2 separate regions of the Homo sapiens genome follow, and region 1 is linked to region 2. Evidence: chromatin loops called from intact Hi-C (ENCODE). Cell type or tissue: heart right ventricle. All regions are shown on one strand. Each heading gives the region's core, and the rest is flanking DNA. Links, peaks and the distances in the headings are about the cores only. Region 1 overlaps LRP11 (LDL receptor related protein 11). Region 2 holds the start of RAET1L (retinoic acid early transcript 1L).

Evidence for each region. Hi-C counts contacts between places; a loop is a spot of excess contacts. Peaks named below come from ENCODE experiments on the same cell type or tissue, not always from the same donor. Only the 100,000 strongest peaks of a DNase experiment are listed, where the experiment ranks them.
Region 1: it touches region 2 in a loop (2.6-fold over the local background); 52 of 110 quality-filtered maps call a loop at or near these places.

The regions. Positions count from the first base shown.
Region 1 is chr6:149,811,476-149,826,655 of GRCh38, forward strand. It overlaps LRP11 (LDL receptor related protein 11), which reads right to left. Exons shown (of 7, transcript NM_032832.6): 6 at 14,789-14,884; 7 at 7,282-9,228. The coding sequence ends at 9,074. It overlaps RAET1E-LRP11 (RAET1E-LRP11 readthrough), which reads right to left. Exons shown (of 15, transcript NR_182438.1): 14 at 14,789-14,884; 15 at 7,282-9,228. Among named protein-coding and RNA genes, the nearest start is that of RAET1E-AS1, 44 kb to the right of the region's middle. RefSeq lists an enhancer at 4,564-4,613. In heart right ventricle, for the core only: a CTCF peak has its summit at 9,209; no DNase peak of the experiment used is centred there; H3K27ac peaks cover 349 bases.
Region 2 is chr6:150,015,455-150,030,634 of GRCh38, forward strand. RAET1L (retinoic acid early transcript 1L) reads right to left here and starts at 10,078. Exons shown (of 5, transcript NM_130900.3): 1 at 9,933-10,078; 2 at 6,526-6,789; 3 at 5,451-5,732; 4 at 4,654-4,785; 5 at 2,880-3,401. The coding sequence starts at 10,017. The coding sequence ends at 4,676. RefSeq lists an enhancer at 1,492-1,731. In heart right ventricle, for the core only: no CTCF peak of the experiment used is centred there; no DNase peak of the experiment used is centred there; H3K4me3 peaks cover 733 bases; H3K27me3 peaks cover 5,507 bases.

The DNA.
Region 1 (15,180 bases), core at 4,668-12,667, 200 kb before region 2:
TTTACGATCATGGGAAAAAGACTGTTTCTCTGGTTGTTTCCTTTTGCGAAGTCTGAGTAAGTAATTAGCATTAATCCAACTGTACATTGTAGAATGTGACTACACTGCTCCAGGGCCAGGACCGTACTTCAGTCGTCATTTCTCTTTGACTCCCTAGCCCAGGGCTTGCCCTGTAGTAGCTATACAGTAAATGCTGGTGAGTGAGTGAGTGGTGAATGAATCGACTTAAAGTCAGGAAAGAACAGGATTGAGGGTGAACAGACCAAAACCCATCTCTCACCTATACAAAGATTTATTAATATAATGACTATAGCTGAATTTCTAAGAAGGCAGTAGCACTTTGGGATCTTATTTAAATGTTGTGATTTATAACTTTTATAAGAAGTAGTTCTGGAACTGAGGAAATATAAGCTCCAGAATGAGCAGAATCAGCACTCCCAGCAAAGCCCTTCTACTGGGTGCATGTGTGGGTGCGTAATTCTGGCAAAGAACCTTCGTGGGCATGTGAACACTCCCCCCAGCTCTTGAAAAAAGTCTTAAATATTACTTCTTTACAAATGGCTTTTAGGCTGGGTGCGGTGGCTCACGCCTGTAATCCCAGCACTTTGGGAGGCTGAGATGGGCAGATCACCTGAGGTCAGGAGTTCAAGACCAGCCTGGCCAACATGATGAAATCCCCTCTCTACCCCTCTCTACTAAAAATACAAAAATTAGCTGGGCATGGTGGCACACACCTGTAATCCCAGCTACTTGGGAAGCTGAGGCAGGAGAACTGCTTGAACCAGGGAGGCAGAGGTTGCAGTGAGCCAAGATCGCGCCATTGCACTTCAGCCTGGGTGACGAGTGAAACTCTCTCAATAAATAAATAAATAAATAAAATGGCTTTTAAAACTGATGCATCTTTTCACAAGTGCCTCTTCTTGGGTAAGGTCTTAGACACAGGAAACTAGCATTATTTGGTGCCCAAAACTTGAGAGTTTAAATTTATTGTTGGCTTCAGTTTGCTGCTGTTAATTGCTTCCATACTCAGGCCATGAATCCCTGTGGTCCAGGACTAGTCCATTTTAAATAGTTGTAAAGGTCAAATATTCTTTTTTTTTTTATTTTTTATTTTTTGAGACGGAGTCTCGCTCTGTCGCCCAGGCTGGAGTGCAGTGGCGCGATCTCGGCTCACTGCAAGCTCCGCCTCCCAGGTTCACGCCATTCTCCTGCCTCAGCCTCCAGAGTAGCTGGGATTACAGGTGCCCGCCACCACGCCAGCTAATTTTTTGTATTTTTAGTACAGATGGGGTTTCACTGTGTTAGCCAGGGTGGTCTCGATCTCCTGACCTTGTGATCCCCCCACCTCGGCCTCCCAAAATGCTGGGATTACAGGCGTGAGCCACCACGCCCAGCCAAGGTCAGATATTCCTTACAACTGAAGTTAATTCTTAAATGTATCCACTGGTCTGTGTCTTTCATAGCCATTACCAACATTTTACTATATATGAGTCTCTATGTTTGGTTTTGGGAATAGAAAAGGGCCCTTACTCTCAAAAGTGTGAAGTCTGTTTGAGGAGACAATTATATAAATATGACAAGACAAACTTAAGTGCCACCTGATTAGTACAGACAGTGCTATGCCTTCAGCATTGTTCAAGCACTGCTCTTGGACTTTACATGTTTATGAATTAAAATTGTAGAATGTTGAATAAACAGGAATGGGCTTTAAGGGAGCATGAATAAATGGGTAGAAACGGAAATAATGGATTTTAGCTAGGCCTAAGAGTTTTTTTTTCTGTAAGATGTGTGTGTGTGTGTGTGTGTGTGTGTGTACAGGTTACAGGCAAGAAAAGTCTCCTTAATCTTTAGTATTCATAATTTCTAAAACATTTCCTTATGTCATTTTCCTTAATAGACATGATTCCTTTACATAATATGAAGGGCAACAATGAAAACATTTCAAAAAGTTTCAGTCTAGTGAGATCATGTTGAAATGAGATTTTTTCTACAGATTTGGTTTTATTAAAGGCCAAATCAAGCTCTCAAAATTTATGTAATCTTGCCCAGGCATGGTGGCTCAAACTTGCAATCTCAGCACTTTGGGAGGCCGAGCGAGGAGGATTGCTTGAGGCCAGGAGTTCAAGACCAGCTTGAGCAACAAAGTGACATCTTGTCTCTACAAAAAAACAAAAATTAGCCAGGCATGGTGATGTGCTCCTGTAGTCCTAGCTACTTGGGGGGCTGATGCAGGAGAATTGCTTGAGCCCAGGAGTTCGAGGCTGTAGTGAGCAAAGCTATAGTGAGCTATGATCATGCCACTGCACTCCAGCCTGGGCAACGAGTAAGACTCAGTCTCTCCCTCTCTTTTTTAAAAACTCTTTTCCTCCACCCTTCTAATAGAAACCTAAGAAGCCTATCTCTTAAAACAAAAACCACTTATATAATCTAAGCCTGAATTATGAATATCAGCTTTTTATTGAGGGTTTCTTTTTTTTGAGTGCAATGGTGTGATCTCAGCTTACTGCAACCGTCACCTCCGGGGTTCAAGCAATTCTGCCTCAGCCTCCCAAGTAGCTGAGATTACAGGCAGACGCCACCACACCCGGCTAATTTTGTATTTTTTTAGTAGAGATGGGGTTTCACCATGTTGGTCAGGCTGGTCTCGAACTCCTGACCTCAAGTGATCCACCCACCTTAGCCTCCCAAAGTGCTGGGATTACAGGTGTGAGCCACCACACCCGGTCGAGGGTTTCAACTCTTTTCCAGTCAATAACATTAGAAGAAAATGACATTCTGGGAGGAAAATAATCCATTAACATTGTTCATGCAAGTGTTTTAAATTCCACTGCCCTAATTTTAAATACTGCCATTGTTCAAAAAAAGTTCACTGTGCAGTGGTGCGATCTCGGCTCACTGCAACCTCTACCTCCCGGGTTCAAGTGATTCTCCTGCCTCAGCCTTCCACGTCACCATGCCCAGCTAATTTTTTGTATTTTTAGTAGATACAGGGTTTCACTGGGTTAGCCAAGATGGTCTCCATCTCCTGACCCTGGGATCTGCCTGCCTTGGCCTCCCAAAGTGTTGGGATTACAGGCGTGAGCCACCGTCCCTGGCCCACTGAACTTTTAAAATTGGTATATAATGTACCTCTATTAAAGCATCTTAAAAATTCAATTGATCTAAAATAGACTGACATCTTTGAGTAATAATGCTCATGAATTTTTGAAGCTATTCTTGGTGTGTGATTGTCAGCCAGGAAACAGCTGCTTAGTTTTGTTTCATTAGCCAGGTGGGTATTTTTGGTTTTCAGCTAAATGTTAACAAATTTTCAATAGTTTGATATTTTACTAAAATATATGAGTATGGTAACTGAACACTAATATTGTAAATGAACTAATGGATTATTTTTAGTGTTCTAAATGGGGTTCAGAGGCTAATACATTATTTTAGGTAAGTGCTAACATTCTTCTAGGTATAAATCATTGCCTACAACTTATTGTGTTCTTAAAGAACTGAACAGTAAAACAAATGGGTTCTGATTGGATTTCAGTTGGATCTCTGGATTCCTCTGACCATTTTCCAGAAAGATGAGTGTTGTGTTCTCACTGAACCTAGCACGTGGCTCAAATAGAGGGCTGGTGAAAGAATCCCACTTGAAGAAAACCAGCTGACCCAAGGGGCCAAGGAATGTTTGTGTATTGTAATATGATAAAAAGGAAATCAGGCCGGGTGGGGTGGCTCACGCCTTTAATCCCAGCACTTTGGGAGGCCGAGGTGGGTGGATCACCTGAGGTTAGGAGTTCAAGACCAGCCTGACCAACATGGCGAAACCCCATCTCTACTAAAAATACAAAATTAGCCGGGTGTGGTGGTGGGTGCCTGTAATCCCAGCTACTTGGGAGGTTGAGACAGGAGAATCACTAGAACCCAGGAGGCAGAGGTTGCAATGAGCCGAGATCACGCCACTGCACTCCAGCCTGGGCGACAGAGCCAGACTCTCTCAAAAAAAACAAAAAAGAGGGAATCAAGTCCAATAATTTCCTTATCCTTAATCCTTCTAATATCATTGCTACAATAATGATTGTTGGTTCCCCACTTCCGGCTTCATCTTTCTGGCTTTTTTTTTTTTTTTTTTTTTTTGAGACAGTCTCTCACTCTTTCTCCAAGCTGGAGTGCAGTGGCGCAGTCTCGGCTCACTGCAACCTCCGCCTGCCAGGTTCAAGTGATTCTCCTGCCTCAGCCTCCCAAGTAGCTGGGACTACAGGCGTGCGCCACCATGCTCAGCTAATTTTTGTATTTTTAGTAGAGACAGGGTTTCACCATGTTGGCCAGGATGGTCTCGATCTCTTGACCTCGTGATCCTCCCACCTCAGCCTCCCAAAATGCTGGGATTACAGGCGTGAGCCACCATGCCCAGCCCCAGCTTCATCTTTTTAACTGACTTTGTGTTGTTTCAGTCAGGAATCTCTGTGAAACGGCCCTTTGCTTGCTGGGAGAGAAAATAGAGTAAAATCTAACTTTCAGTTCCCATATAGTACTGTGCTGTGCTAGGGGGCCCTCAGAACCTCTGAGGCATGCTTCTGTCTGTCCCTCCTCTCACCCCCCTGTTTTTCCTCATCTTTCCACCTCCCTGGCAGAAAAAAAGTTAAAGCTGTGGTCTCACAGATTGCAGTTCATGGTTCTGATTTCTTTTTCTATACACAAATCTCTAGATCATATATTTACAGATTTATCAAGATCTCTAGTTTCATCTGTAGAACTGTTTTGTTTATATGTAAGAACTCTTTTGATTCATTTGGATTTTGAGTATTTGGTCATATGAAATGACTATGAAAATGAAAGAGCACCTTTAAAAAAAAAAGCCCGTACACTATTTTCCTGAGCTTTTTTTTTTTTTTTTTTGAGATGGAGTCTCACACTGTTGCCCGGGCTGGAGTGCAGTGGCACTATCTTGGCTCGCTGCAGCCTCTGCCTCCTGGGTTCAAGCGATTCTCCTACCTCAGCCTCCCGAGTAGCTGGGACTACAGGCGTGTGCCAGCACGCCCAGCTAATTTTTTTTAGTAGCGACGGGGTTTCACTATGTTGGCCAGGCTGGTGTCGAACTCCTGACCTCGTGGTCTGCCCACCTCGGCCTCCCAAAGTGTTGGGATTACAGGTGTGAGCCACTGCGCGTGGCCTTTTTTTTTTTTTTTTTTTTTTTTTTTTTTTTTGAGATGGAGTCTTGCTCTGTTGCCCATGCTGGAGTGCACAATCTCAGCTCACTGCAACCTCCACCTCCTGGGTTCAAGCGATTCTCCCACTTCAGCCTCCCAAATAGCTGGGCTTTACAGGCTTGCCACCATGCCCAGCTAATTTTGTATTTTTAGTAATTTTTGTATTTTTAGTCTCACCATTTTGGCCAGGCTGGTCTCAAACTCCTGACCTCAGGCGATCTGCCCACCTCGCCTCTCGAAGTGTTGGGATTACAAGCATGATCCACTGCACCTGGTCCAATTTCCCTAAGCTATTTTTGTAAAAGTTAACATTATTTTTGTATTAAAATATTTTGAGAAGTTTCCTAAATTTTGAAATAACTTCATAAAAGGATTTAAGCTGAATAATATTATAAATTGATCTCTTTCCAATTTGCAGGGTGATGACATAAGATTTTAAAAACTGATGTGATTTGAGAATTAAAATAAGTAGGAAGGAAGATATGCTTAGACCTAAATATGGGAAATATAGGAGAAGGCTCAGTTCTAACCAGTCAATTCCCAAAAACATTCAGCTTTGGGATGTCGAACCTTATTTTTGTCCTTGGTGGTTTTCTATTTAGCTGGAGAATCTGTGTTTATCCACTAAAGTAGCTATAACTTAAAATATTCATTTTATTTTTAGAATACTAGAATCCAGTAGGTCGGAAAATGGGGACAGGAACAGAAAAGTCTGCAACACAGATGCTTAAAAAGCCAACGAGACGAGAAATTTGTGAATGGCAAACTGCAAACTAAGCTTCTCCCTCTTTGTATTCAGCTTGGGCAGTTCTTTGTTAGAAATTCTCATTCAATTTTAATCTGAAAAGTTGTAGAAAACCTGGAGTCCAGAAAACAAAACATTAAAGTAATTCTGCTAGGAATAAAGTGGCATAATCCATTTTGAGAAAGTAAGCCAAAACATGAAATTGTTTTGAGATGCTATAGTTGAATTTAACAAGGAGCCCAAATTACGGAATCTCAGGCTCAGATGCTGTGTTAAGAGGCATCATCAACATGATGTTGAGGGAACATCTGAAGGTAAGGATGGTGGCTTGTGTTCTGGGGCACAGCACACCTGTTTGTTTACACAGGTGAAGTAATCAACAGAGTTGGCCTTGAACAGCAAAATGGAAAGGGAAATAGAAATATGCATCTCGGCCAGGCATGGTGGCTCACGCCTGTAATCCCAGCATTTTGGGAGGCCGAGGCGGGTGGATCATCTGAGGTCAGGAGCTTGAGACCAGCCTGGCCAACATGGTGAAACCCCATCTCTACTAAAAAAAATACAAAAATTAGCTGGGCATGGTGGCGCACACCTGTAGTCCCAGCTAATCGGAGGCTGAGGCACGAGAACTGCTTGAACCTGTGAGGCGGAGGTTGCAGTGAGCTGAGGTGAGATCATGCCACTGCACTACAGCCTGGGCAACAGAGTGAGACTCGGTCCCAAAAAAAGAAAAAGAGCATCTCTATGTGTGGGTCAAAGGAAAATCTAGTAAAGGGCCATGTGAACAGCCATCAGTAACTGAAGAGAGGTGTTGCTGAGTGGCACTGAGTTGTGGGGCCAGAACACAGGTTTTGAAGTCATTGGGAGCAAGATGAAAAAAATCCTGTTATTTTCCTATGGAAGAGAATGTATTGGGTACTCAGCTGATTTGAAACAGTAAAATGCTGTGGAAGGCTGGAGGAGTAGCTGCTATCTACTAAGAATGAAAGGAAAAAGTAAGTTTTAAGTGTTCAGGAGGAGTTAGTGAGCCTTAGGAAAAGACATGTAAAACACAAGAACATGTTTAAGAGAGAAATTGTGGACACCTTTCCCTTTAAAATTATGTTTCCATTGTCTTAGATGCAGAACTCCTTCAATCAGATAATCTACAGGTAAGAAGATCACTTTTAAAAGTCACATTCAGTCTACCTGATATAAATATTTTGTAGACCTTGATTCTCCTTCCCTCGAGTATGCTTTATGTGGCCCTGGGCATGTCACTTTCTCTAATACTCAATTTCCCCCGTTGTAAAATAGGGTTGGTATGATTGAATCCAAATAATGCAGTAACAGCTCAGTCAATAATAGCAACTTATGATTATATTAAAAGGAAAAAAAGGCTTAATAATAAAATACAATTTATTAAAGGAATCATGTTTACATAGATACAGAACATCTTGGATATTTCAACACCATAGCAACACAAAATTAATTTCTTCATGTATAAAAGATGTGCTGAAAGCTGCATGCCTCATCAGTTTTTATTTTATTGGTTATGGCTATAGTTGACATCTTTCCATATAAAAACAAACTGCACAGCATCACATATAGAGTACAGACATCTTAAGTTCATTCACAAAGTTAATTTTTCTAAACTGCCCTTCAAAAATTTACATCTTTGCTCAATTCTAAACATTCAACAAAATTAGCTTCCCAAGAAACAAAAATGATACCCAATTTCTTTGCTTTTCTAGAAGTAACTTTCCATTTGTTCATGTATTTTGATATGTTATATTCCCCACCCGAATTAAACCCTTTGTTAAAAGAACAACCTACTTTAGGTTCAGTCTAAAAATAAAGCGTACTAGATTCTGGAGTGTTTTTCAAATATTTTAAAATATTTGCCACTTATGGTTAAAAAAAACGTGAATAAGAATATCATGTGAGTGTAGATAGGCACCATACTATACACTCCTCTCAGAATCATTTCTAGAATGTGTATAATCCCGGCGTTAAGTGATGGTGGGAATGATTTGCCTTTAAAAGCCTACAAATTAAAAGGGGAAAGATGCTAAGCTAGATGCTGGTTTTCTGTAAAGATGAATTTGTGAAAAACTGCTTTATGGTCTAGAAATACGTAAGCCTGGCATTAGCTGATGGCACATTCTAACATTTTATAGCATTAAAAAACATCGACTCATTCCATTGGATGAAAGCCATGGTGACATTTTTACAAAAGCTGTACCCAGGAATCCACTCAACGTCCTCTCTTCAATTGTCGTTTTTCATCAACAAAGCCTATATATATATATATAAATGAGTTGCTGTGCTCTCACCATGGAGCAGTGTTGATTTGATGTAATGAAGTATTAAACGTTCTCCTTGCTCTCTTTGCCTTCAACTAAGTTTCTGTTAGTTTTTGGCATGCCAGATTCTCTGCTTCCATCTTGATTTCCTATCTCACTGCATGACCATCTTAGAGCTGTTACTAATTCAAAGTCTGGGGTTTTTTTCTCCCAAAGGTCAGTCTAAGGAGGCAGCCACCTATATGACATGACGTCAGAGGGATTAGGAAGGACCCACACTCACCTTCCCTAAGGCTTACTGACTTGTACATAAGGTTTATAATTTAGGTATACCCACCCTAAGTAACATCTGATTGAAGGCATGAACTTGCTTGAGATCCACTCTCAGAAACAGGTTTAGAGGGGAAAAGAAAAAGAATACTGGGAGCTTCAAGGAGGAAGAAAAGGGCCACAGAACAAGGGGAAGCTGGGCCTATAGCAGTCCAGCATGGTAAGGGGCCAACAGTTGGCTTCTAAAAGGTAATGGGTTAACACAGTCATCCTAATACCACCTCCTGAGATGCTGAATTTTCTCTCAGCTAAGTACACATTTCTATTTTCAGGGACAGCTTACATAAATCAGAATTATATTTTTAGGAATCTTTAATCATGAATTCCTCTCTAAATTTCAAAATATTTTATGACTTCTAAGGAAACTTTTTTTACAATAAATAATAAAGAAAGATTTGGGATTTGCAGAATCTTCTGGCCCAATTAAAAACAAAAGAAGCTGTAAATATCCAGAACTTAATAGATGTATAAATTATAAACAAAACATGTCCCTGCCCCAAGGTATTGAAATTACATTACTATAGATACATCCCATTTATGAGGTAGTCCGATTCCTCAGATGTAATGGGACGAGCTTTTTTCAGTTTCTGTTTCACCAGTCGTAGTCGGCATGCAACCATGAGAAGCAGCAGAGCAGTGATAGCCAAACCCAGCGCCAGGGGTAGCACTGCACCTTTGAGAAGGTTAGACATGAAGAGGGCAAGCCAGTGATTAGTCACAGTGACAGCTACTGGTCACTATATGATACGCGCTTTGCATGCACTATTTTATTTAATCCAAACAAATTGTTATTAGTATTATCACTATTTTGCAGATTAACTAAGGTGTACCAAGGTTAAGTAATTTGCTTATTTGCCTAGGAGGCTGTAAGTTGTAGGTTCAGGTCCCAAACCTAGACTTTTTTTTTTTTTTTTTTTTGAGATGGAGTCTTGCTCTGTTGCCCAGGCTGGAGTGTAATGGCTCAATCTCGGCTCACTGCAACCTCTACCTCCTGGGTTCAAGCGATTCCCCTGCCTCAGCCTCCCGAGTAGCTGGGATTACAGGTGCCTGCCACTGTGCCCAGCTAAATTTTGTATTTTTAGTAGAGATGGGGTTTCAACATCTTGGCCAGGCTGGTCTCAAACTTCTGACCTCGTGATCCACCTGCCTCGGCCTCCCAAAGTGCTGGGATTACAGGCGTGAGCCACCGTGCCCGGCCAACACAGACCTCTTTAAAACCAAATTCTCTACCAGCTTCCTACAAAATTTGTATGGCATCAATGGGTACACATACTACCATCTGATCACTCATATCCAACTGAAATAGGCATTCTGATCACGAAATTTTTTTGTTGTAGTCATTGACTATATTTATGAATTCATACATGATCATTCTTCAACTAAGTATGAACTAACTCCTGATTTCTTGTTCTAGTTAGGGCTTAAGAAATTTATTTCCTTCTAAATCCAGGGAACTGACTCAGTCAGTAGAACCTTTGTTGAAAACTAACTTCCAAATATGCTGGTGTGATTTTGGACATTAAAGGAAAACATTTCTTTAGTTTTTCCTGTGAGGTGGATTCTAGACACCAGAGTAGAAGTAGCGAGGCTTGCAGGAGTCTGGAAGGACAGGGTGTGCCAATATCAGTCTTTTTTATCAAGCTTAGCAGGCTCTATTTTTAGTCTGATCTACTCTGTGGCCAGGCCAGGTCTGGAGATTATATGGTGGAACTGTTTTTAGCTGTAGGGATCTTGCCAACTGGTAGAACTAGAGGAGAAACATCTCCTTTGTGTAGGCTCATTCTATACCATTTGCTCTCATTTATTCATTCATTCTGCATTCATTAAAAGCCTTCTTCCATGTGCCAGACACTGAGCTAAGTGCTGATAATCCTTTTATTTGTAAATAAATACCACCCCCCTCAAGATAAGCTAAGGCCAAGAATACCAGCTTTATAGCTTAAATCACTGAATTCTCACAACCACCACATAAGTTGGTGCTATTATTATCCCCATTTTACAAATGAGGGAGCTAAGGCATCAACAATGAAGTGAGGGCCAGGCACGGTGGCTCAGGCCTGTGATACCAGCACTTTGGAAGGCAGAGGTGGGCAAATTGCTTGATCCCAGGAGTTCGAGACCAGCCTGGGCAACATGGCGAGACCTTGTCTCTACAAAAAATTATTAGCCAGTTGTGGCATGCACCTGCAGTCCCAGCTACTCGGGAGGCTGAAGTAGGAGAATCACCTGAGCCCAGAAAGTTGAGGCTGTTATGAGCCATGATCAGGCTACTGCACTCCAGCCTGGGTGACAGTGTAAGGGCCTATCTCAAAAAAAAAAAAGAGAAGTGAGGCTGGGCACAGTGGCTCATGCCTATAATCCCAATACTTAGGGAGGCTAAAGCAGAAGGATCACTTGAGTCTGGGAGGTAGAGGCTTCAGTGAGCTCTTAAACTGTACTCCAGCTTGGGTGGCAAAGTAAGATCCTGTCTTAAAAAAAAAAAAAAAAAAGACTGAAGTGACTTGTCTAAGATTGTTAAGTGGTAGAGCTAGCAAATAACCCCAGACAGGACAGCCCCAGAGCCTGTGGTTCTATCCACTATGGTACTCTACTTCTACAAAATGTAAATGAGACAGTTTTTGAACGAGTAAGTCTGGGTAGACAGACATTTAAATGGGAAAAAATGCAACAAAGTGTTATACTTACTATGATAGAATTATAGATGAAGCATAGTTGTATTAATAAAATAGGTGGTCCATCTACCTGGTCTGTAGGATTTTTGCCTGAGTGATTTTGATGTATGATAGAGACTGTTGGGTGGCTGAAGGAGGTAAGTTTATTTTTTGACATTTTCAGATTGAGATGCCTATCAGCGATCAGGTGGAATTTTCTCTTAGGCTTTTGGATTAGCTGGGCCTAAATATGTGGGAGCCTTTAGCATAAAGGTGGTAGCTGCAGTCACAATAGGGGTTAGGACAGCCAGAGAGAAAGGAAGAAGAAAGGTGAGCCAGGAACGAGGTCCTGGGAAACACCAGCATTTAGAGGGCAGACAAAAGCAGAGGACCAAAAAAAAACAGAAGAAGACCAGTCAGAGAAATAGGAGGACAACCGCTATAGTAGGGAGTGGGCTTTTGGAAGCTGAGGAAAGAGACGTCCAAGAAGAAAGTCCTCAGCTGAATCAAATGCTAAGGAAATGTCAAGTGAGGTGAAGCCTGGAGAGCCCCCTGGATTTAGCAATTGGTAATTCATTTATGGGAGTACAGAAGATGGAGGATGCTACTTTGTTTCTTTACACATTAAGAAATCTGAACATGATCACAGTCAGGAGAATGAGCCAGTAAAGAAACAGAGATGAAAAACACGGGAGAGCTAGGAGATGATGAGAAATGAACCTGAGGAAATCAGGGGCTTTAGCCAGATCAGGGAGAGACCTTGGAAAGAGGCGACACCTCTTCCTTTAGTACTGGAGGGGAGGAAGAGGGGTGAATGCAACCAGATGAGTTTTTACATTTGGGGGGCAGGTAGCTGAGGAAGTTCACTCCAGACAGTCTTGATTTACTGGGCTTAAAACTGGTCCCAGGTATAGCTGGCCGCCTCTTGAAGACAAGAGGACCTGGAGCTGATGACACACTCACGGCACTTGAACTCTGGTGTATTTTTAGAATCCCAGGTAAAACTCCTGAACAAGATTCTCAAGAACAGTTTGAAAGTGTCTGGTTGCCGGAGGAGGGGATGGGAAAGCTGCTTTAGAGACTGTTAGGTATCAAACAAAGTTCTGGAAGAGGCCAGCATTCCTCCAGAGAATTGTGAAAGATACAAATCGGTGATAACCCTATGGACTGGAATTGGATTCTACGGCTGTCTCATTCCATACACAGCAGTTCTGGAGGTGTCAAGATGGCTGCCTGGTCTCTCCATGCCAGCAGTTTGGGGCTTCAGTAGCTACTACTGCCTCCTAGTCTCCACCTGATGAAAGAAGTTCTGACAAGGCTAAGTGGCCCCAAGGTGTCATTCTCCCTCCACCTTCCTATAAGTTGCATATGTTACAAAGGAACAGGACAAAAAAAGAGACTTTGGTCAATACCCACAGAAAACCCCAGGAACCCCAAATCATTTCTCATGAATTGGACCGCAACACCCAGCCCCAGTCCGGGGGACTTGCTTAAAGATGAGCATCAGCATTTAGGCTAAAGGGTTATGAAGCTGTGGTTGAAGATGCCAATCCCAATGCCGGGGCTCAGGTTTAGCTATGGTAACAATAAAACAGACGAGATCTGGGAAAATGTTCTATTTGCTAAGTCAGATATGAGGCTGCTGAACTGTCTGATCTGATTCCTGTTTAATGCTTTTATGACAAGGAAAATGAAATCTCCCAAAAGTACTTGCCAGAATATTGAAAATTATTCTTGACTTTTAATATTTAGTTGGCTTAGTTTGGATAATTTGAGATTTACAACTTTCTAGCTCCTTCTAAAACACACCATGATGCTATTCTCAGTAACCAGCTAGGGTGATGAATTATGTATTCTGTTCATATGAATGGGGGTGACATTTAAAATATGTAACAGGCTGGGCACAGTGGTTCACACCTGTAATCCCAGCATGGTGGGAGGCTGAGGCAGGAGGATCACTTGAGGTCAGAAGTTTTGAGACCAGCCTGGCCAACATGGCAAAACCCCATCTCTGCTAAAAATACAAAAATTAGCCAGGTGTGGTGGCATGCACCTGTAATCCCAGCTACTAGGGAGGCTGAGGCAGGGGAATCGTTTGAACCCGGGAAGCAGAGGCTGCAGTGAGCTGAGATCGCGCCGCTGTACTCCAACCTGGACAACAGAGTGAGACTCGATGTCTCAAAAACAAAACAAAACAAAAATATGTAACAACCAGAATAGGCAACAGCCAACTAGAGCTGAGACTCTCTGGATACATATGTGTGGGGAGGCAAGAGGCAGGCTGGTTTCCCTCTTCCCTTGATAGGGGACAGGGCCCCTTTTATTCAAATATCTTGGGACAGGCTAAGTCCAGGAGGCCAGCAGACCAAGGGGGTCACCCAGGTACTTGACATCTGGAGTATTCTTAGCTATCTATTGTTTAAACATTATATTTTAATATTGTCCTGATATTATAAATAGGGTAAAAAGAAAGTTTTCTCAATGTTTATAACTTAAGCTTATATTTTGTTCTTCTAAAGCTTCTTTTACTAGTTTGTGGGATTTAAGACTAAAGCCTGCCTTTCTAAAGGATGGTTTCCAAAGTCTTTTCTTCCTAGTTAAAATCAACCAAAATTAAAGAAATTATTGTATTCTTCTTCCACTTAGTAAATATTCTACTTCCTACACCCTTCCCTCATTTCTGTTGTTTTCTGTCTTTGTCACTAGGGCACTTGGAAAGAGAACTAGGTATTCTAAGACCTTTACTCTTCTTTCATCGTAAATAACTGAGTAATAACTGCCATCGTTTCTATATTTGGCTCATCATATGAGCCACACAGTGCATTCAATGCTTGAGATTAATTATCCCATATATTCTTCTCAGCAACCCTATGAGGCAGGTATTGTTACTATCCTCATCTTACGAATGAGGAAACTGAGATCCAGAGAGATAAGATAGCCTGCTCAAGGTCATACAGTTTAGTGGGTAAGTGAGAATTTTTTTTTTTTTTTTTTGAGACGGTCTCACTCTGTCACCCAGGCTGGAGTGCAGTGGCACAATCTTATCTCACTGCAGCCTCGACCTCCCAGGCTCAAGTGATCCTCCCACCTCAGCCTCCCTGGGACTACAGGCGAATGTCACCACACTTGGCTAATTTTTGTATTTTTTGTAGAGACAGGATTTTGCCATATTGCCCAGGCCGGTCTTGAACTCCTGAGCTCAAGCGATCCTCCTGCCTTGGCCTCCCAAAGTGCTGGGATTACAGGCGTGAGCCACTGTGCCCAGCTTTGAGCAAGGATTTGAATTGTGGCATCTGACTCTAAAGCTTGTGTTCTCCCACCATGCCACAAGTATGACATTTTCCACAGGTGTCACACCTGGAAGGGTGTATAGAAAAGGCAGCTGAGGTCCAAAGATGGAAGGTTACTATCAGGAGCCCCAAGACGCAGTGCAATACAAGCAACGAGGAGACAGTTCTTTCGGTCCACTGACGGACTCCTCCTGTCCTGAGCTCTCATGGCCTCAGGGAATATCCTCAGCCAGAGGGCATGCAGTTCTGAGAAGACTACAGTCTGCAAAGGGTTTCCAAGGTGGACATTTACCTGTTTCTGGGGCTGGGTGTTCCCCTCCTCCTCCATCACCCTTTGACTCAAATATATAACTTTCCTCTTTTCTGTTCTTCCCTGAGGAACTACTATCTGCAGAAAAGAAAGAGAACATATATTGAAGGTGTATGCATCAGAAACTTCAGGAAACAAATGTGAAAATACAGCCTTATTTTTTTTTAAGATGGACTTAGAGAAGAACTGTTTATTTCTCTACTAAACAAAGGCCTATGTTTGATAGTTAAGCAGTAAATAACTAAGGTGACCCACTGAATAAAGCAAAGTACGCAGCTAATACGAAACCACCGACAGAGAGAGCGGAAGACACACCCTGCACCGAACTACCACCACGCCTCTTGGAGAAGGGAGATCTCAGGCTAGAAGAGTCA
Region 2 (15,180 bases), core at 4,812-12,811:
CACTGCCATTTGCATTCTTCTTCTGATGCCAGTGGGCAAGGGGAGGTCCCTAAACGCCGGTTGGACCGCGACCCCAGCCGGTGCGGGGCTCTTGGCAGCGCTTGGGGAAGTGAATTCGAAGACCAGTAGGAAAATAGAGGAAGGACGGAGATTTATTGTAAAAGGAAAAGTACACACTCAAGTAAAGGGAGTGCAGGGGAACTCAAGAGAGAGGCAGGTGCAAGGGGGTTTGGTGCTGCCACCTTTCCTGGTTTCTTCAACCAAGGGGTGGAATATTCATGAAAATTCCTGGAAGAAGGACAGGGATTCTCAGAACTCTGGTGCCTCGAATTTTTACACCAAATATGGGTATTCTCAGAACTGCTAGGGAGCTGGCTAGTGTGTGTTTAGTGTGTTTATCAGCATGTAATGAGGTCCCAGGTGAAACCTAGGTCAAATCCAGGGCCATGTTGGATCCACTCATTCTTAGTCAGCTTGGTCCACATGCTGTTTCTCAGCAACTTATCAGCCCAGAGCCACTGCAGATATTTCAACAGATTTCTTTTGCTAGTCACCTGAAACTGCTGCCCAAAATTTTCTATTCTTTTGAGACCACCGTGTAGTATACCTGTCTCACTTTGGAGAAATGTCTATTCAAATTCCTTGCATATATTTAAATTGGGTTATTTCCCTTTGTAATATTGAGTTGGAAGAGTTCTTTATATATTCAGAATAACAGTCCATTACCAGATATATGATTTTCAATGATTTTCTCTCGTTCTGGAAGTTTTTTTTTAATCTTCTAATTGGAGTTCTTTTGGAAGCACAAAAGTTTTACATTTGCATGAAATGAAATTAAACTACCTTTTATTACGCCATTTGTGCTACTGGCTACAGGGAACGAGGGGTGGGCAGGAAGCCCCCTGGAGTCCCTGACTCCCTCCACAGCAAGTCAACCAGAAAATCAATTCAACATTCATACATGCATGTTATCTCACACACACACACACATGCACACACACAGAGACATGCAGGCACAATCTCTCACACACACTCACACCACACAGGCACACACATTCACAGAGACACACATACACAAATGCATGCAGAAATACAGACACAGCCATGCACATACACGGGCACACAAAAAGACACACAGAAACACATGGGAGAAACTGCGTGTCATCTTGAGAGTTGTCATGTCGAGCCCATCCTGCCCACACACCTTTCACCTTGGGGGCTGTCTCCCAGCTCATGAAGGAGTTCTGAAGCCATCAAGCAGGCAGTCACTGTGTGATCTGAAACACTCAGACAGCTCCTCACTCTGATCTATCTTCCTGGTCCCCTTGGGATGAAGCAGCGTCCTGTTGGTTTTCACTGCAGCAGAAGAGAATCCTCCCCCAGGGCAGAACTGCTGGGCCACCAGAGTACCCCTCTGCTCTTTGCCCTCAGGGCATCTTGATCTGCAGGGTGGGAGGAACTGCCCCAGTCCTCAGAAATGAACTCTTTATGGATTCCTCTTCCACCATGATGTCAATGTCTCTTTTGTCTTCTCTAGCCCTTGGCTGTGGATCCCAGGTTGTGTGCCAAGGAGCTCAGGGCACAAACTCGCTGTTGGCAAACCCTCTGGGCTTATTGAAATATTTGAAAGATGAACAGTGCCATCTGCTGGAAAAGACTGGAAAGTACCAGTCCAAGGTATTTCATAGTTCCAACATCAGACTATGCACCATTACAGGTTACAGGTATGCACCACCACATCTGGCTAATTTTTGTATTTTTAGTAGAGACGGAGTTTCACCATGTTGGTCAGGCTGGTCTCAAACTCCTGACTTCATGATCTGCCCACCGCGGCTTCCCAAAGAGCATTTTTTCATGTTCGTTGGCCACTTGCAGGTCTTCTTTTGCAAAGTGTCTGTTCACATTCTTTGCTTATTTTTTAATTGGAATTTTGTTCCTGCTTGTTGAGTTGTTTAAGTTCCGTGTAGATTCTGGATATTAGAGCTTTGCCAGATGCATAGATTGCAGATATTTCTCCCATTCTATAGGCTGTTTACTGTGTTGCTAATTTCTTTTACTGTGGAGAAGCGCTTTAGTTTAATGAGGTCACATTTGTCAATTTTTGTTTTTGGTTGCAAATGCTTTTGGTGTCTTCATCATGATATCTTTGTCAGGCTGTATGTCCAAAGTGGCATTTCCTAGGTTATCTTCCAGGATTTTTATAGTTTTAGGACTTACATTTAAATCTTTAATTCATGTCGAGTTATTTTACATATATGGTGAAAGGTAGAGGTTCAGTTTCGTTCTCCTACACATGGCTAGCCAGTTATCCCAGCACCATTTATTGAATTAGGACTCTTTCCTCATTGCTTTTTTTGTTGATTTTGTTGAAAGTTAAAAGGTGTGAAGGTTTCTTTCTGAGCTGTCTATTCTGTTCCACTGATCTAAGTGTCTATTTTGGTACCAGTACCATTCTGTTTTGATCACTGTAGCCTTATATTATAGTTTGAAGTCAGGCTATGTGGTGTCTCTGGCTTTGTTCTTTTTGCTTATGATTGTTTTGGCTATTTGGGCTCTTTTTTAACTCCAAAGAACTTTTAGATTAGATTTGTCTAATTTTGTGGAAAATGACATTGGTATTGATAGAGATAGTGTTGCATCTATAAATTGCTTTTGGAAGTATGGCCATTTTAGCTATATTGATTCTCCAACCCATGAGCATGAAATATTTTTCCATGTATTTGTTTTGTCTCTGATTTTTTTCAGCCATGTTTTGTAGATTCTCTTTTTCCACACAAAGTCTGGCAGAATCACTCATTTATTACTCCATATCATGGAGGAAAAATGAAATAACATTAATTCTCTACTGAGTAATACAACAAAATTCTAAACTCAGTAGGTTTTTGGGAAATATAACTCTTTATTTAAATATCAGTACACAGCAATAAATTACTAAAGGAAACAATCATTAATATAAATTTTTTTCTTATTAAATAATTAAACAATTCTCTTTCAGGACATGGAAAGAATCCCTGGAGGTCTGAAGTCTAACATGATTGTTTTACTGACAATCATGTCAGTAATGAAAGAAAGAAATCATCATTCAAAGAAGTACTTGATTTTCCAAACAAAAAGAGAAGAAAGAAAATGTTGACATATCTTGTTTAGTCAGCCAGAACTTTAAGTGCAGGAATTCCATCAGGTAGCACCAAGAGAAAATTGCATAATATGTTAGGAATAATCACTGGTTAAATTGTTGGCAAAAGGAATCAAGGCAGTGAATGAGCTATTGGGTCCATGGTGTCATCATCATCTGCTGGAGGCTGCTGGACATACACCGTAGGTGGTGGGCAGCTGGCCAGACAGAAGGGCGAGGTTGATCAAGACCGTGCTCACAGGGGCTTTTTGGTATCATCTTTAACCTTCAGAAAGGACCCAAATGTTGGTTTAAGAGGCAGAGAACCCGGATCACTTTTCCACGGTAATCTTTCCCTAGTCACTCTATGTCTCAGAGCCCCCTGCACTAAGGGACCTATTTTTCCCTTGAGCCCCAACCCTGGCGACTGCAGCTTGGACCTACCTCTTTCCTCCTTTGTCACATCACAGAGTCAGCCCAGGCCCTGCACCTGACCAGGGGATGGAGTGGAGGGGCCCACAGGTCTGAAGCTGGTAGTGATGGGTCCGCTCCCTCACTCAAGGCCCTCTTTATCATCTGATGACAGGGTCTAAAACATGGCAAGGGGTGGGACAGACTTCCAAAGAGAGGGCTCTGTATTCCTGTGCCCTTGGCCTTTGGTGGGCCTGCAGGCAAACATCCTTCTTTCCCCTTCTTCTTGAGCATCACCTCACACTGGGAGCAGCACCCATAGTTCTGAAGGTGACTGTCCCTGTTCCACCTTTTCCATTCCTTATCCAGCCCAGTGGTGCCCGTGGAACCCCAGCAGCAGCTCAGATGCTCCTTCCTCTGAGTCCACTCTGCTCCTGGCAGGGCTATGACTGGGCTCAGGATCTGGGGTGTGCAGGAGTGTGATGGCAGGGGAGCTGCCTCAGGGCCCAGACTCAAACCCCACGGGTACATGGGACTGACTTTTTAAAAATCCTTCTCTTGAGCAGCCTCTACTCTTCACCTTCCACCTACTTTCTGTGGGAAGGCAGCCCTGCACTCCCTCCTTTTCAATTAGGTGTACCAAGGCTCTCCCAGCCCCCTCCTCCTGGGATTACACCCAGATCTCTCTTAGCCTCAGAGATGGAATCCCCCTTCCCCTGTCACACCTCATGTAAAGCTACCATGATGCACCTAACCCAATTAAGAGGACTGCCCATGTCTGAATTCCTGCTGCCTGCAGGCCACACACCCTTCCTGAATAGGAACCTGCTCTGAATCAGGCCTGAACTTGCTAAACCTTCTCAAGCTCAACAGACCCTGAGCCTTGGTATGGGCCCCTCCCTTTCCCTCTGGACTCTGAAGGTGAGAAACCATCAGAACTCAGGGCTGAGCTGCCCAGGTCATTGCCAACATTGCCAACAGGCAACACAAGGTCTCATTCACCTGTCTCATGTTAGGATGAGAAGGTCCCAGCCACGGGGAGGGGCGGGACTCCGGGAATTCTCTTTCCCCATCCTGCCTCCTCACCCACCTGCTCCTTGCTCCACTTCCAATTCTGCCCACAGTACCTGTCACTCTAAAGGACTCTCCTCAGATGCCAGGGAGGATGAAGCAGGGGAGGATGATGAGGAGGCAGCAAAGGATGAGGGTGGTGGCTGTGGCCCTGAGTTGGGTTGTGCCTGAGGACATGGCGAGTGGTGCTGAAATGGAAACACAAAAGTGACAACCCTTGTCCAGGCCCCAAATCTGAGGAGACACCTCCTCAGTTCCTGCCACCCTAGGTCATCCTGGAAGGCAAAAGTTTTGTCCCCTCCCCCCTGGTGTGGGGCAGCCAGTATGACAGGTCCTGGCTTAGGAAGGGAGACGGGGTGTGTCTTGTCCTCAGGGAGCTCACACAGCTGCTGAGGGAAGCAAGGTGACAACACACCCCACCCTCCTGCTGTGGGGGAAGAGGAGGTGATGCCCCAGAGTTGGGGAGGGGAGGATCTCTGGCTGGTGTTGGAAGTGGTTTTGATGGATTTCCAGAACCAGACCAGGGAAAGGAAAGGAAAAGTGATTCTCAAAAGAGGAAACACTAAGGAAAAAGTTCTGAAAACAGTGACACCTGCAGTTTCAAGGCTGGTGAGAAATCCACAGTGTGGGGAGCAGAAGCAAGTGCAGTGAGGAATAGGAGTCAGGAGGGAGAAGGAAGAGGAGGGTGGGAGGGCACAGGCATGCCAGTAACCCCAGGAGGAGGGCCCGACGAGGAGGTCATTTTAACATAAACGTGTACACTGGGATGATTGAAGCTGAACTCAAGAACTAACTTCTTGAGATCCCCATTTCTGATCTCATTTAAGATCCCCGTTTCTTTTTCTCCTGTTACCTCCTGCACTTGGCTCCAGGGTGCTGTCCATGCCCATCAAGAAGTCCTCAAGCCATCCTATGCAGTCTCCCATTGAGATGTAATGGAAGGACATGGCCACATCCTTGTCATTCTCCCACTTTTCTTTCATCTTTCTGGCTCCAGGATGAACCGTTGTCCACATTCTCTTCTCTGAGTCAAAGAGTAGGAAGGTCTGTCCATCGATACTGAACTGCCAAGATCCACTGCTGTGTCCTTCAGCTTTCTGCTCACAAGACATCCTTGCCTGCAGGGTGAGGGGTTCTGCCCCCATCAGAGAGAGATCAGCTCTGATCTTGACAAATTTTGCACCCCCATCCTGTTCCCCTTACAATTTGCTGGCCTTACTCTCTCTGCTACATCTTGGCCTTGCCTCTAGACTCTTGAGGGGTAAGATGACCTTCCCATTTGTATTTTTTTTTTTTTTTTTGAGAAAGGGTCTCGCTCTGTCACCCAGGCTGGATGGAGTGCAGTGGCGCGATCTCGGCTCACTCAGCCTCCTAAGTAGCTAGGACTACAGGCGCCCGCCACCATACCCGGCTATTTTTTTGTATTTTTAGTACAGACAGGGTTTCACTGTGTTAACCAGGATGGTCTCGATCTCTTGACCTTGTGATCCGCCTACCTCAGCCTCCCAAAATGCTGGGATTACAGGCTTGAGCCACTGCACCTGGCTTTTTTTTTTTTTTTTGAGACAAAGTCTCACTCTGTTGCCCAGGCTGGAGTGCAATGGCACCACCTCGGCTCACTGCAGCGTCTGCCTGCCGGGTTCAAGGGATCCTCCTGCCTCAGCCTCCCAAGTTGCTGGGATTACAGGCATGCGCCACCATGCCTGGCTAATTTTTGCATTTCGGTAGAGACAGTGTTTCACTATGTTGGTCAGGCGGTCTCGAATTCCTGACCTTGTGATCGGCCCACCTCTACCTCACAAAGTGCTGGGACTACAGGCGTGAGCCACCGTGCCCAGGACCCTTTTGTATTTTTACATGAAAACTATAAATGCCTCTAACCTACCACTGTATCTGCTCCCTGCTGTCCTGGGCCATCTGAAACTTACCCTTGGGTGTGTAATTCTCCAGCTGAATGTCAAGCAGTTGCTCTGTAAGTATGTCCACCACCTCTCTCAGTACTGGGTTCTGTGCTTTCCAGGCCATTGTGACATTTAGTTTCTTCCCCAGGGGACTGACGGGTGTGACTGTCTTGTTGCCACAGTCATAGTGAAGAAAAGTCTTTTCATCCACCTGGCCTTGAACCGCACACCACCGTGGTCCAGGTCTGAACTTAGGGATGACGGTGATGTCATAGCAAAGAGAGTGAGGGTCTGTGGAGAAAGGCAGGTGAGGGGTGGGTGGGGAGGAAAAGACCCCTAGTTAGCCCCCCTCCACGCTGTGTCAATAAGAGGATGCCTCTGGCAGGCTGGGCTGGCCCAGGAAGGAGTGCCCCCTCCAGAACTGTGGTGTCTACAAGTTTAAGGCGAGTGCTCGCCCCTTGCATGAGGACAAGGAGGAGGAGGAGGAGGAAGTCTCTGTCTGCTGAGAAACCACATGTCCCCAGACATGTCCCACTGCCCCTCTGCCCACATCAGTCAACACATGACCTTGCTAGAAAGGTGCCAGGCCTCTCTAGCAAGAGAGGAGGAAGGGCCTGGATGGCAGAGGATCTTCAGCAGTAGCCCACGTGGACTGCGGGAGGTGGGAGAGGGTGTGGGTCCACCCCTGTGGATGCTGGTGCTGGTTGAACAGAGTGAGGATGGAACCCCGTTGGATAAAGAAGAGTTAATTATCATGGTCACAGGATGTAACATGTTGGCAAAGCCCCTGGTGATGGCATGCATCTGCTATGAGGAGGCCTTCCTGAAACCTTGGACAAAGAGATGGTCCACACAGCAAGAAATGGAAAATCTGAAAGTCTAAGGCAGGTAGTGGAGGGAGAGATCACAGGCTCAGAGAAGTGCCCATGCCAGAGGGGTCTAAGTGTGAAAATCCAGAACAATGTCCATCCACTGTGCTTATGGGAAACCTGGAGGACTCCTGTTTACCCAGCATATAAAGAAGGCCCCATGAGAAGGCACCAGAATGGAATGAAGCTTAGGGATGCCTATTGCTGAAGGCCAGGGTTGGGGGTAGGAGATGCTGTTCCTGAAATCTGCTCCCAGAGTAATGGGATGAACAATTCTGAAATTCCAAATTCCAGGTGGAGGCTGTCAACTGTCAGGAGCAAGGAGGGTGCAATGATGGAAATGATTAGAGAAGTCACAATGCCAGCTGGGGACCTCAGTTATACAAAGTTATGCCCATGGCTCATAGAACAAAGGGGTCCAAAGTCCAAAAGAGATGGAAACCCACCCCGGATACTGCTGGATTTAAATAATTACAAGAAACAGAGATAAACCAAATCAGGAGGCTGAAAGTAGCCAGTCCATCAAGAACGAGGCTGCTTTGCCTAATTTGCAGAATGAAGCCACTTCTCAGACCCTGAACCCATGACTATAAGAAGACACCAGTTTCTAGTGAGGAAGGACCCTTTAACCCTGCAGCCAGGACAGTGAGTCCTTGTGGCCTTCTCCAGAGATATTTATGGCCAATAGAGTTTGCTGTGAAGGGCAATTTTGTAAACATGTAAAGGTGTTCAGGGAATATATTCTCCATTGTAACTACTCAACTCTGCTGTTGAAGCTCAAAAGCAGCCATAGACAATCCATGAATGATGAGCGAGGCTGGACCTACCTTAAGTGCCCAATGACCCAAGACCCCCTAAGATCCTAGAGGTACATGTGGTCACAATGTCTAATTGGAGAATCACAACAGAGATTCCATGTGAATATTCAGAGACAAGGCAATGCCACTCACAGCAAGGAAATCGCAACATTAAGCAGTGGCTCCTGTAGAGTACTGCACCTTGGCAGAGATGGGGCCTTTTGCCATGCATATAAAGAAGGCCCCATGACAAGGCACCAGAATGGAATGAAGCTTAGGGATGCCTATTCCTGAAGGCCTCAGAGCTGCCCATTACTGGTGGGCTCCTCGCCCTCTAGGTCATTAGGAAGATAGGCCCAGCAGTGAGAAGATGCAGGTGGTTCTTCTGGGATGGGCAGGAGCAGGGCCACCGGGAACCAAGAAGTTGCACAAGCAGTTGGACCTGATCCCCAGGACACCACGTGGCTGCACCCACTCACCCTCAGCTCACACCTGAGGCTTCAGGGAGGGTACCTGATGGTCCCCATGGATGCCACTCAGCACAAAGGAGGGGAGAATAAGCCCCCAACTATGGGACCCCCACTCCCATCACATCCACACCACCCAGAAGCCACAGGCAAGGTAGGGCCACCTTCTACTTTCCAACTGACATCAGAGACATCACTTGGAGATGACACCCTAGGGGATGGGGCACTGGGACACTGTAATCCCCTGATCTGGGATCAGCAACCTAGGACAGGGTCCAAATCTGGTCCCCCCTCTTTGAAGGTTGCCATTGCCTGCTGTTGCTCTACAAAGGGACAGGACTGGACACAGAGACGGAGAACCCATGGCCTGCAAAGATCACAGGGCATCCTTCCTCCCTTTCTAGAAAGGGTTTGCTGACCCCTGTCTACACAGTGACTATTCTCTATGACGCTGACACCCCCGTAGGAAGAACAGGCGGTCTGGGCCCCAAGGGCAGAAGTGGGTGCCTCTACTCACCAGAGTTCCCAGGGTCATCCTGGAGGAAATGGTGCTTCCCATCCCCCCTGCACAGGTTCTGAGGGGAGCTTGGGGTGTGTTTGTTGGGGTGTGTCCTCAGGCAAGAGGCAGAAGGTGCGACGTGGTGTAGGAGGTGGTGAGGTACCCTTCATGGATGGGGAGACCTCAGGGGTGACCAGCTGGGCTGAGGTGGGCAGTAAGAGGATGTGACCTGGGTGGTGGCAGTGGATGGTGAGGGGAGGGGTGGCGGGTATCTGCTGAGCCCCTGGGTGCAGGTGAGTGTCTACAGGAAAAGTGCGGGGAAAACAAAGGCAGGGAGTCCTGGGGGTGCTGGAGGGTTTGTGTGGTAGAGAGCAGGTGAGAGCAGAGCAGGCTTGTGGCTGGTGGGGGCGTCTGTGATTGTATCCCTGTGGTACCCCCCTTCACCCAGTCCTGACCCCAGCTCTGTTCCCGGGGGGGCTCTGGTTTCTCCTTCCGAAAGGCGGGTGGGACTGCCGGGCTGCACTAGGAATCCGGGCCCCACCTAGCCCTCGCAGCCCTCTGGCCCCTCCACCCTCCTGCCAGCCTCGTTTTCACCCTGCTCTTTTTCGCCCCTACTGGGGCAAGAACAGCCTTGGGGAGTGGACCCGGCGGGAAGGAGCCCAGGAGGGGAACTGAGCTGGGGGCGCAGTTCGGGGAGATCTCCCTTGTCCTTCCAGAAGCCTTCCCTCCTCTGAAACCCGCTGCAGTCCACAGTCCCTCAGGTTTGGCCCCCGCCCCGCTTAGGCTCCATCCACCAGCTCACCGTCTCGCCTAGCCCGGGACCAGCCGAACAGCAGGAACAGAAGCGGGAGGCACAGAAGCAAAGCTGGGATGGCGGCTGCTGCCATTGGGGACCAGGAGGGCTGGGGACAAGAGATTTAATCAAGGTGGATCCTGGAAGATGAAATCACCTCTGTGCTGAAAGGCTGGCTTATATACTGTTAGTTACTGGGGAATGTACCGGGGAATGAGTCACCTCGATTCTGAAAAGCCAGATTTTAATGCTACTGGGCGTAGTCACTGGGCGCGTTCCACCTCTTCGTTTCATTGTCTGGACGAAATCCAGTTTCCATGCTAGTGTCCCTTCCCTTCTTCACCCGCTCCGGCAGCTTGGTGGCCTCGTGCCCGGGCCCCACTCCTGCCAGGACACGATTCCTTCCACGACAGACTCATTTAATCATTATAGCATTTTTTATTAATGGTGAAGAAACGTGCAGAGGAATATTCAGCGGCCTCGGCGTCTCCTTGTCCCCGCCTGGGTCCGCGGCACTCTCCCTCCTTCCGCTTGCGCCGCGGGGTCCCTGGCTCACCCCGCCCTGGGCACAGCCATGGGCCTGTTCGCGTCCCCTCCACTACTTCCCCAGTCCCCGGTGGGCGTGGTTACAGTCCGGGCTGGGTTTTATTTTTTATTTCTTTATCTATTTATGTATTTGGAGATGGGGTTTCTCTCTTATTGCACAGGCTGGAGTGCAACGGCCCGATGTCGGCTCGCCGCAGCCTTGTCTCCTGGGTTCAAGCGATTCTCTTGCCTCAGCTTCTGGAGTAGCTGGGATTACGGGTGCCCACCACCAAGCCCGGCGAATTGTTTGTAGTTTTGGTAGAGATGGGGTTTCACCTTGTTGGCCAGGCTGGTCTCAAACTCCTTTCCTCAGGTGATCCACCCACCTCGGCCTCCCAAAGTGCTGGGATTACAGGCATGAGTCAGCGTGCCCGGCCTGGGCTAGGTTTTATTACAGAAACAGCAGGTAGGGTTTCAGAGGTTCAAAACAACATATTGTATAGTAAACAATTGGTGAAGATGGTAAATTCTATGTTCTATGTTTTTACCAAAATTAAGCAGCTTTAAAAATTATCTTAACAATTTATGTCTTGCTTCTGCTTCACCCAGTGCAGACTGGCCAAAAGGCTGCTCATTAAAATCGAGGACAGCATTGAGGACCTCATCCCTAGAATCTCAACCTGTGACACGCTTGCTGATTTAGAAAGCTCCTCAGAGAGATTACCTCTGAGCTCCCAGTTCAGCAGCCGCCCTGGCCCAGGTCCACCGATGGCACAGGGGGCTCAGCAGAGCAGGTTCAACTGAAAGTTCCTAGTGGTTCCCAACTGTCAGCGCATTCTGCTGGCCTCTTCCCCCTGGGCAAAGAGCCAGCCATCCTTCAAAGCCGGGCACAAATACCCCCTCCCATGTGTGTCCTGCATGTTCCCACAATACAGAACACCCTCCTGCTCCCTGAGACCTGGGTTCACAGTGGGTGCATCCAGATCTCCCTGTGTGACAATTGCTCACACATTTCTTTGCCTCTCTGCTAGAAGCATGAGGTCTTTGAGAATATACTACATCCCTTCCTAAAAAGACCTAGTGAACAACTTGCTCAATCATGTAATCAATTGTGTTTCCACGAAGAGCAGGAGCCGAGGGAGGAGTCTACACACGTGTGGGGTTCACTTTCCAGCACACCAATCCGTGGCCAACCACACCTGAATCCATGGCTGCACCCACACCTCTGCTCAGCCCCTAGATGGTCACTGGACTCATTATCAAAGGGGCAACCCCAAGTGCCCCCTTGTCTTAGTCACCATGAAGGCATCTAGACCTGTGGGCAGAAGGCAGAGGGAGGTGGGGGGCCCAGCGATCCCTGGCTGTTGGGATAAGGAATGGGCAGAGCCCCTGAGTCCCACACTGCCCCCAGCCACTCAGCCTTCTCCCTATTAAATGAGTAAAATAGACACAGACCTTCTTCTCCACACAGTTGTCATGTGGGGAGGATGCACACCTGGTGACCAGCAATCCCCAGAGCCCTGAGGCTGCGGGAAAGGGGAGGAGGCCTAGACCAAGCCCAGGGACTGTCTCTGCTTCTGCACAGGGGGATGGGATAGCAGCCCCTCTGTGACTGTGCAGGGACACAGGAGCCTAGAAGTTTCTGGCCTGATGCACTAGAGCCTCTGTCCAGGAGGGGCCATGTGGAGGGTGGTCTGGAGGACAACAGACACACGGGGGTGGGCAGTTCTCAGATCTGAGAGGGGCAGAGCTTGGCAGGTCCAGGGATCTGTGTGTGAGAAGTGCCTCCCATGCATAGGGCTGGGAACAGGAGCGTTTGAAAGGAGGGTACTGGGAAGGCCCTGGCAGCCCCCACCCCTGAGGCTGGGTGACCTGGGCCAGTGACCGGGGGACTGGGGGAACAGGAGGAAGGCAGAAGCCTGGCAGAAGAGTCCCAGGCAGCACAGCCAGGTGACAGTAGGAGGGGACTCTGTGCACACCTGGGCCCTCCTGCCTCACACCTGCTGCAGACTCTCGGCCACCAGATTCAGGCCAGCCCAGGATGGGGATAGACGTGGCTGAAAGGTGATTATAATGGCCGTGATCTAGAGAGCATGCATTCAGACATGGAAGTCAGCTGGCATTGTGGCTGAATATTCTTGTGCAAGTTTCTTCACCTTTCTGGGCATGGATGTCCACATGTGGAAATTAATACTATGAACACAGAGGAAATGAGCAGTTTATGCCAGGAACCCTGTCCTTGCACATGCTAAGGACTCAGGGAAGGTTTCCTATTTCACATGTGAGCCCTGCCTTCCATAACATCAGCAAAGGCCAGACCCAACCAGATGACAGCTGGAGCCCTGCGATCATGCCATGGCCTCTTCATGGCCCTGGGGGCTCTTTGAATGGGTGTAAATGAAGGCAAAGACTGGACCCAGAGAGGACGGTGGTTTTACTCTCCATCACCAGGTAAGCCTAACATGATTTAAGGGTGGCTGGAGGCTGAGCAAATGACTGAATGAATGAGACAGTTGTGGGAGTGAATGGGGCTCAGGGGAAAACCCCAGGTGCAGAAGTGGAGCTGGAGTGGAGGTTGTAACCCCCAGAGGCCTGAAGGTGAGGATATCGTGGTTGGAGACCTCACTGCTGGCACAATTTGGAAATGTGAATGCCTGCCTGGGCGGCCACAAAGATTTTCCAAGGAAGAATAACTTTGGTTTGCAGCTGGTCTGGGCCCCAGCAGGATAAAATCTAGAAAACATTATTGAAGAAGGACAGCAAGCTGCTCTCTTTAGCCCCTTTGATTGAACCCAGAGGGTACAATTGTGAGTGGTTGGGGCAGGAAAACCTTGCCCTTTAAACTTTGTTTAAAGGAACGAGCCTGAAATCAGGAATGGAAATGGGAAAAGGAAGGGTCAGGAGGGAAGGGAAGGAGAAAAGAAGGGGTGAGGGGCAGATACAAAAAAAGGGTCAGAGCGATTCCTCTGGATCTGGAGAAAGAGCAGGTGGGTGGGGCGTGGACTGGCTCCAGCTGGTGGTTGGGAACCTGCCGAACCTAGCCCTGTAAAAGCCTGGGGGACGTGGTCGAGACTCAGCATTGCCACTGTGCTTCCTCCTGGGCTGTCCTCCTCCTGGCTCCAGGTTCCCAGCAGCAGTGGCCACCATCACTGTGTTGGTCCTCGAAGGAGTAATGGCAGGAGGAGAGCAGTGAGAGGGCTGGAGAGGGCGAGATGATGGCAAAGCGCCCCCTCTCCAGCCTCACCTGCCCTTGGGAACTGGGAGCCCTGGCCAGCAGCAGGAAGCTGTAGTCTGGAGTGGTGGGGAAGAGGGAGGTGAGGAGGGATGAAATGTTTTCTGGCAGATTCTATACAGCTGGGGCCGGAGAGCATCTGTAAACCAAGGTTACTCTTCCCTGGTCATGTCTGGTGCGGGAGGCGGGGGACCTTGTGTGGCTAGGGGTATGGGAAAGTGGATGGTTCCGCAGGGAGTCAACCCCAGACCCCCGCCCTCAGCAGCCACAGGCCTGCTCTGCTCTCATCCACTCTCCACCTCACAAACTCTCCAGCACCCCCAGGGCTCCCTGCCCTTGAACTTCCCCCTGCACTTTGCTGCAGACACTTACCTGCATCCAGGAGATCAGCAGACACTTCCCACCCCTCCCCTCACCGTTCACTGCCACCACCCAAGTCACATCCTTTTACTCCCTCTCTACCCAACCTTGTCACCTTTCGTCACCCCATAGGCCCACCTCACCCCCAAATCCATTGAAGGAGGCTTCAGTGAGGCAGGCGAATAGGGTCTGGATGTAGGGAACCTAAGGGTGATTTGCTCTGACTTCTTAGAAGTGAATCAAAAGGAGCCCCACCTCTCTGTGCCCAAGCAACAAAAGGACCAGAGGATACTCCCTTGACAATCCGCGACCTCTCCACTTTCAACTCTCTTGCAGATGAAAAGCAGAAATTACCTCTGATTGGTCCCCTTCTGCAACCAGTCTTCAGGTGCATAGGGTGTAACTTTGTAACTTCACTTCAGTCTCTGATTGTTCCCTTGGGCACAGGCCACTCTCTCATTTGCATAGTGTGTAACCAAGTAACCAATGGGAAACCACTAAGGGTATTCCAACACCAGAAAATTCTGTAACCAGCTGCATTCTTGAGGGGCTTCCCCCAGCCAGCTACCACTCGGTCAGGTGTACTTTAATTTCAGTAAGTCTGTGCTTTCATTTTTCCTTTTTATTCTTTCATTGTTTTGTTCGTGACCCTAGGAATGCTGGTGAGTAGAGGCATCCACTCTTCCCTTGGGTCCCAGCCCTGCCTGTTCTTCCTAATGGGGAGCCAGCATCATAGAAAATAGTCACTATGTAAACAGGGGTTGGCAAAACCTTTCTAGAAAGGGAAGGTGGGAGGCACTTTGATCTTTGCAGGCCATGGTTTCTCTGTCTCTGTGTCAAGTTTTGTTCCTTTATAGAGCAACAGCAGGCCAGGACAACCTGCAAATGACAGAGGGACCAGATTTGAACACTGTCCTAGGTTGCTGACCCAAATAAATGGATTACAGTGTCCCAGCAATTGGTGCCCCTTCCCTTAAGGTGTCATCTCCAAGTGGTGTCTCAGCTGCTGGTTGAAGAATCAGAAGTGGTTCCCATCCTGCCTGTGGCTTCTGGGTGGTTGGATGTAATGGCAGTGGGGTTTCATGGTTTGAAGCCTACTCTCCCCTCCTTGGCTGCTGAGTAGCTTCTTTGCTCTATGGA